Linked DNA regions of Mus musculus: all the other regions are linked to region 2. Evidence: chromatin loops called from intact Hi-C (ENCODE). Cell type or tissue: left cerebral cortex. All regions are shown on one strand.

Region 1 (2,500 bases), 75 kb before region 2:
CTGGTTTATAGGTTCATAGGTTCAGTCCATTATCATCAAGGCTGGAGCATGGCAGCATCCAGGCAGGCATCGTGCAGGAGGAGCTGAGAGTTCTACATTTTCACCTGAAGGCTGTTAGTGGAAGACTGACTTCCAGGTAGCCAGGATACAGGACTTAAAGCCCAAGCCTACAATGATACACTTATTTCAACAAGTCCAAACCTCCAAATAGTGCCACTCCCTGGACCAAGCATATTCAAACCATGACATGTTCTATTGCTGTTGCTTACTGAAACCTGGAGAATTTATTATTATTATTATTATTAATTTTACTGTCTAGCAGGGCATAGTGTTGACTACCTTTAACCCTGTATCTCAGGAAGCAAAGGCAGATGGAATTTCAGATATGTGCTGCCACACCCTCCAACCATTTGTTTCTTTTAAAAACTGTGAAGTCATCATCCCATCTTTCTGCAAAAGTGAAAAAAGGACCATCCACTGCATACGAAGGAATGGTATGTTGTCAGAAACATATGGGACTAGTAGAGCCTGGCTTTTGGCTTTACATAGACTCAGGTTCGAATACCACTCCTTGTAAGGTGAGGCTAGAGCCTCTCTTCTGGAATCAATCTGTCTTGAGTTTTGGGAATACCAAGTGAACTGATCCATATGAAATACATACTTCCCCATAAGCACTCAATAGACAAAACCATTACAACCAGCAAGCTAATGGCTTAGAGGAAGATGGTAACCCTAATGCTTCCTATGTCACTATGACCCACAGAGAAAAATCCTAAGGGGCCATGAATTAAACATTTTTGAGAATTGGTTAAGTTACTAAAAATTGGAGGCTTTTTTTCCTTTTGAGTCTGTGCCTTGCAGCAGTTTGTCCAAAGTTTTCAAAAACAGACTACATGATTTCTGACACAGTCGCCTAATCTATAGATTCTCCCAGATCTAAGAAAATTACTGGTTTTGGGGAATTGAATCAGTGGCCTCATTCGCGCCTGCTGAACACACTACCACTGAGCCGTACACATCAGACTTGGGATCAGAAAGGACAAATGAGTAAGGATTCTGTTTTCAGATGCAGTGTTTCGAAGGAAGGCTGGAAAAAGGGGGAAAAAAAAAGCCATCACTTCTTATCTCTAGCCATCACCTGCTTATCGCTAGATGAAGCCCGAGGGGGTGGGTAGCTGGGAGTTAATGCAGATTGCAGAGCTCTAGGGTTTCTGGCGGAAAACGCAGCGCGAAAGCCGCATCAAGGTACAAACCACTCCTGACCCCGTGACCAAGGAGACACCCGCCCCCAGCCTCTCCAGCAAACACTGCAGACTTCAAACCCAGCCCCTGATGCCCTCCGCCAGAGGCGCTCCCAGGAGAGCGTCCTTGCGTTGCGCGTGCGCACGCACGCGCTGCGCACAGGCTGCTGGGATGCCGCCTCTTCCCTCCCGAGCTCTTAGTTTCCCGGCGTGCTTCAGACCCGCCAAATGGGAGGGGGAGACGCAAGATGGCGGCAGCCGTGAACTCCGGCTCCAGCCTCCCGCTGTTCGACTGCCCGACTTGGTGAGTAATGAGGTTTCTGGGACTGGAGCGGCTTGGCGTGAGTTAACCCGGACAGAAAGGAGAAGGTTGTATTTTTTTTTCCTCTTCCTTTTTTTTTTTTTTTTTTTTTTTGCGATGAAACGAACGTCTCAGAAAGATCCTGGAATGATTGAGGGAAAACTGTCCGCTGTGAGGGGCCGGGCGACGTGTGGAGGATCCTGGAGCTGGGGCCCAGGCTCTGCGGAAACCCGAGTTTTGGGGGCTCGAAGGTATTCAGTTTATACAGCGCTTGGGAGGTCAGCCGCTCACCGGGGTGCTTCAGGCCTTGGCCCCTAACTTGCCCTAACTCATCACTGAGTGCCCGATGCTCTCGGGGAGCATCAAACCTTCCCCGGGTGCTGAAGGTCTGGAGCGCGCACGAGCTGGCTTCCCTACCTCAGTCCAACCTGATGCTGCATCCCTCCGTGGCTGCTGCACCCTCCAAGCGGACTAGGTGCTCCTTGCGGGCAGGGATGGCGCGGGACTGTTCCCCCTTGTTCTCTGACCAGACCAGCACGAAACCCGGTACAAAAGACAGCAGAAGTTGTTAGCATACAGCATTTTCATCCCCTGGGAAGTTCAGAGAAGTAGTAGGATGGTTTCCGCGTTGAGTGGGGTGCAAGATGAATGAATAGGAACTGCTTTGCACGAGGATGCATCGGGGTTAGAGCCCTTTCTGCTGTTGCGGCTCTTCCTGGTTATTAACGTGTTACCTCTCGGGCTTCTGTTACATTGAGATCTTCAAGGGCAAAAACCCTTGCATCATGCTCAGCTCCTAGGCCTGAGTCAATCACATGGTAGGATATTCAGACAAAATATTTTGGCTTTAATGTTCATTTTAATCTGTATCTCGAAGCAAATGGGCTTTTGTTCGATGCACTGTCCTTTTAGCCACTGCCATGAGAGATTGGAGCGGAGCTGTGAGATGTCTGTGTTG
Region 2 (2,500 bases):
GAAAAGGCTTGAGAAATGACAAGCAGAAAAAGGACTACGAAGATGCTCTAGGTTTCTTGATAAAATGGAAGAAGTTAGAAGTATAGCTTCTTTTAGGAGATATTCTGGCAACCAGATGGCAGTCTCTGCAGAAAACCTGGTGAGTTTCGTCAAGCTGCTCATCTTTGGGCATCTTAACAGGAGAGTCAGATGGAGTGGGCAGAGGAGCATCTAGCAAAGACACTTGCCTCTCAAGCCACCTACGAGCAATGTAGTTTGTTTGTTTTTTAAGAAAGGATCTTTTTGGGCTGGAGAGATGGCTCAGCGGTTAAGAGCACTGACTGCTCTTCCAGAGGTCCTGAGTTCAATTCCCAGCAACCATACGGTGGCTCACAACCATCTGTAGTGGTATCTGATGCCCTCTTCTGGTGTGTCTGAAGACAACTACAGTGTACAGGCAGGTGGATCTCTGAGTTCCAGGCCAGCCAGAGCTACAAACACCTCCAAAACACTTGGTCATACAATGAATATGTACGAGGCAGAAAAAGCCCAGCAGATTAAGGCTTAGCGTGTCCTTCCTGTCAGTTACCAACAGGAAACAACCCCAAACCTGTTCTGAACACAGTGGACTCTTGTTCTTCAGGGATTTTTGTGCCCTGGGGACAGCGATATTAAACTCTACTAAAGCATACTTTCGAGTGGTAGGGCCAGGAAAATGGAGGCCGGGCGAACCACTGCAGGCTTGCCAAACAATAAAATAATAAAAACCCTGTTCCCCACTTGACCATACAAAAGACAAGGTAGGTAACGGACAGCTTCTGACACCTTGGGGTGTGCCACCCTCCCGCACGAAAACACGTTCCCTCCTGGCCAGGACACAAATGAGAACGGAGCCGTCAGTCTACGTACCGATTTCTTCTCCGCCTGCGACGGTGTGGGCGACCCGAAGCCACCGGGGGACTGCGTGTAGCCGCCTGCTCCGCCATAGGTGGAGCTGCTGAAGCTTTCGAATCCGCCTGCGGGGAACGACCGTCGTCAGAGTCTGCGCTGCGCTCCCCATCTCTATACCTGGCGACCGCTGTCCCCACCGCCCCAGCCGCGACAATCCCCCTGCCACCCCGCGAACGCCGCCGAGCCCGCCTCGGGCCTCTCGCTCCGTCCCGGCCTTCCTGCGCCAGACTCGCCCACTCCCAACACCCTCGCGTGACTCTCCCCACGCCCGCCATTACTATTCCACATCCTGGTCGCAGTTCTCCGGAGAGAGCGGCCCAAGACGCTCGGACACGAAAACTAAGAACACTTGGGAACTCTGTGCCGCTCTGGCGTGGCAGCCTTCTGGCTACTTTGCACTGGCGCCACAAACTCCTTCCCGCGAAGGGACAGCCAATCAGCGCCCTGGACACATTTACCTTCAGCCAATCAGAACTCATGAGTCCCCTCCTTTTTTTTTCGGTATCAAGGCCAAGCTTAGGAAAAACACCCGGCCCCAAGAAGGAATGGAAGCATGCGCGGCCATCTTTACTGAGGGCAAATTTCCGATAGGACAGTATTCAAGAAAACAACCAATCAAAACGATACTTCCGGGGCCATCCTCAAGCATTCTTCACACACACCCCATCTCCGTCGCATGCAACCCTACATCACTTCCGCCGCTCGCTAGCCCCCTTTTCCCGCCAAACTGCTAGTTTTCTGCTCTTCCAGAACTCCCGAGTTCAATTCCCAGCAACCACATGGTGGATCACAACCATCTATAATGGGATCTGCTGTCCTCTTCTGGTGTGTCTGAAGATAGTGATATTGTATTCATAAATAAATACCTGCGTGATGGTGGAAGGAGAGGCTCAACTGTTAATCCCACTGAAGATGAGTAGAAATGATTAAACAATTTTTGGTCAAATTAAGCAAGCTTAATTTTGTCAGAGATGGCTATCTCGCTAAACTGGGGTTTTGAGAAAACAGCATCGCCGGGCAGTGGTGGCACAGACCTTTAATCCCAGCATTTAGGAGGCAGAGGCAGGAGGATTTCTGAGTTCGAGGCCAGCCTGGTCTACAGAGTGAGTTCCAGGACAGCCAAGGCTACACAGAGAAACCCTGTCTCGAAAAAACAAAACAAATACAAAATGAGAAAACAGCATCGAACACAAGAGGTGAGGTTTATATAACCCCCAAAACTGCAAGAATATGGACATTTTCAAGGGTTATGTAGGCACTTGGTCGAACATTTCAGCATTATTTGGCAGAACGTCTATCAGACTGAAATCAGGGTATAGGGTGTGGAACCTGTCGAAATTCAGAAAGTTGGTCAAGACCTGGTCAAATTAAGTTTTATAGAAAAGAGGAATGGACTTATTTTGGTAGTATGATAAGATGGCTTCAGAACTTAAGGTGGAGTCAGGCTGCTCCATCACAACTCCTACAAGTTGTCCTCTACACACACACACACAAGCACACACTCCAGCACACATGTTCATACGCACACACAGGCTTGTATCCAGGGCATAGATAACATGTTCATGTTTTC
Region 3 (2,500 bases), 150 kb before region 2:
ACTAGAACGGACAGATCAATTAGCTCCATATTAAGTGAGGGGGACACAGAGACACACACACAAACTAAAATGTATTAAAGGTTTTGGGTCATGTACAGATGGCCTCCATACACACACAGCCAACCGATCTCAAGAGTATCATGGCCACCGTGTTCCTATTGCCTTTAATTCTAGCTTCAGGTCTCTACTGTTTTACCATTTTACAACTGCCCATCTTTTGTAAGTGCACGTGAGTGCAGGTGCCTGCTGAGTTAAGAGGCATCAGGGATAGCCCTGCAGCTGGAGTTACAGGCGATCTGAGCCTCCAGATGTGGGTGCTGGGAACCAAACTTTGCAAAAGCAGCATTCGGAGCCTTCTCTCCAGCCCATAGAGGACACTCATTTAATATCCTGCTTTTCCCCTCCGCCTGCTCCAAAGATAGACTTTCCTCCTTGGTTGCCAGTGGGTTTAAACTCCGGATGGTCTCGTAGTTCGAATCCGACGTTGCCCGACTGTCACCCCAATCCCACACTCCTTCGGCTAGCGGGAAGCTCCACGGCAACCCAAAACATCACAACTTCATCGAGTATCGCGAGAAGCTCCAATGCTCCCGCAGCCCCCGGAGAGGCGGAGCGAGGGCGGAGCCTCAGCGGGCAGGTGGGCGGAGCCCGAGGGCTTCCGCTATCCTACTCGGAAGACGCTCTTTTCAGGCGGCGCCCCCGCGTGACTGCGCTTTACATAATCGCGGCCCCGAGCGTCACAGTGGCGTAGTCCAACCCGGACCGAATCAGAGCCGTCGGGAACTCCACGTTCCGCCCCCTCCCGCGTGATCGACGTCCACGCGAGCCAGCGAACGGCCTCTGAGCACCGGAGAGCCCGCCCCTGCGCCCGCGGCCCGCCCTCGCCCGCCCGCCCTCCGCAGCCCGCGGCCCGGCCGCCGCCGCCAGGTTGTGCCTGAGACTGTCAGATAAAGCGGCGGGCCGGCGGGAGGGGCGGCGGCGATCACGGCCCGGGCCGGACATGGCGGCGCTGTACGCCTGCACCAAGTGCCACCAGCGCTTCCCCTTCGAGGCGCTGTCTCAGGGGCAGCAGCTGTGCAAGGTGCGCGGGCTGGGGCGGCGGCCGGGAGCTGGGGACGCTCCAGGCGCGGTTCGGAACTCTCGGTCCAGCGAGGACGGCTGCCGGGGTCCCCTCGGGCAGGGTGTGGCCGGCCCGTTTTGCGGACGAGCTGAGCCGGGCCCGCAGAGGACTGCAGGGTACTTGTGGGAGCCCCGGGCGGAGTCCAGGCCCTGGCAGCCGGCGTGTCCTGGTGCTTAGCAACGGCTGGGGTTTCTTCTCCGACCTGGTGAGGTCGCGGGAGGGGACAGCTCCCCTGTTTGTCCCCGACTGGCCCCCCGGGAAGATTTCCTTGGACCGCCTTCTCTTCTGATGTGGTCGTCTTGAGTGTAGAATGACGGTCCAGAGATTTCCCTTGTCCTGGATGAGATTGAACCCCGGAATCAGGTGCTGCTTGTGAGGAGTGTTTTGAACTCTGGACACTTCGTGGGCACTTTACAGCCGATCTCAAAGTTAGAGGTGGCAAGGCTTTATTAGGGAAAATGAAAAAAGTACCCCAACAGTGTCTTGGAACACACACGAACAGGGTGACTTTTTAGCATCTAATTGGTAGCCTTCCTCCTCATCCTAAGCATTTTTTAACCCCTGAAATGCCAGCGTTTTTATATATAACTTCCTCCCACCTCGTCGGTTCAAGAGAGCAACAGTTAAGTCGGCAAGCTCGTGCAGAGTTGCCGTTGACAGATCCTCAGATATTTCAGATACAGAATGTGTGTCTGTGTCCGTCCGCTGTGTGTAGTTCACCTCCCCGCGTCCCCCCAAAAAGATGCCCACATACTTTCCTTAAGCCACTTGGGTTTACTGAGTCCGAAAGATAGTGTTTGAAGGCCCCCTTGGACATAAAAACTTTGATCTAAACATTTTTCTTGTTTGTTTCCGAGGCAGGGTCATATAACTTGTAGCTCTGGCTGTCTTTGAACTCTCAGAGATCTATCTGACTGCCTCTGTCTTCCAAACGCTGGGATTAAAGTCGTGTACTGTTGCTCAGTCTAAGGCTGTATGATTCTTTGTTGTTATTTTTGTTTTTTGTTTTTCCAAGACAGGGTTTCTCTGTATAGCCCTGGCTGTCCTGAAACTCACTTTGTAGACCAGGCAGGCCTCGAACTCAGAAAATCCTGAACTCGGCCTCCTGAGTGCTGGGATTAAAGGCATGTGCCACCACCTCCCGGCTCTTTTTTTTTTTTTTTTTTTTTTTTAAAGGAAGTTCAATAAACAAGACAGCTTTAATCTTTTGCCTTCGTATCACAAGTGATCCTTCTCATTATCCCACAACAGCAGACGGACCAGCTGGACTCTTACCTAGAGAGCTAACGACCAATCTAGAGCTTATTCATGATATATTTGTTTTAAAATCTATGAGTAGTTCATACAGATTCCTACTCCCACATCAACAGCAGGGAAGTG

The links. A loop is a pair of places that touch in the nucleus more often than their neighbours do. Peaks named below come from ENCODE experiments on the same cell type or tissue, not always from the same donor. Only the 100,000 strongest peaks of a DNase experiment are listed, where the experiment ranks them.
Region 1: a loop joins it to region 2, with 2.2 times the contacts of the local background. A loop is called at or near these places in 5 of 42 quality-filtered maps.
Region 3: a loop joins it to region 2, with 2.7 times the contacts of the local background. A loop is called at or near these places in 18 of 42 quality-filtered maps.

What each region holds. Positions count from the first base shown.
Region 1 is chr4:132,842,102-132,844,601 of GRCm38, reverse strand. It overlaps Ppp1r8 (protein phosphatase 1, regulatory subunit 8), which reads left to right and starts at 1,433. Exons shown (of 7, transcript NM_146154.3): 1 at 1,433-1,545. The coding sequence starts at 1,490. In left cerebral cortex, a CTCF peak has its summit at 1,349; DNase peaks (open chromatin) are centred at 1,379, 1,990 and 2,429; H3K4me3 peaks cover 1,784 bases; H3K27ac peaks cover 1,859 bases.
Region 2 is chr4:132,767,175-132,769,674 of GRCm38, reverse strand. Rpa2 (replication protein A2) reads right to left here and starts at 1,315. Exons shown (of 9, transcript NM_011284.3): 1 at 1,209-1,315; 2 at 889-995. The coding sequence starts at 1,218. In left cerebral cortex, CTCF peaks have their summits at 1,033 and 1,298; DNase peaks (open chromatin) are centred at 152, 978 and 1,489; H3K4me3 peaks cover 1,452 bases; H3K27ac peaks cover 508 bases.
Region 3 is chr4:132,920,939-132,923,438 of GRCm38, reverse strand. It overlaps Fam76a (family with sequence similarity 76, member A), which reads left to right and starts at 888. Exons shown (of 9, transcript NM_145553.2): 1 at 888-1,081. The coding sequence starts at 1,001. In left cerebral cortex, a CTCF peak has its summit at 1,014; DNase peaks (open chromatin) are centred at 713 and 1,230; H3K4me3 peaks cover 1,778 bases; H3K27ac peaks cover 1,284 bases.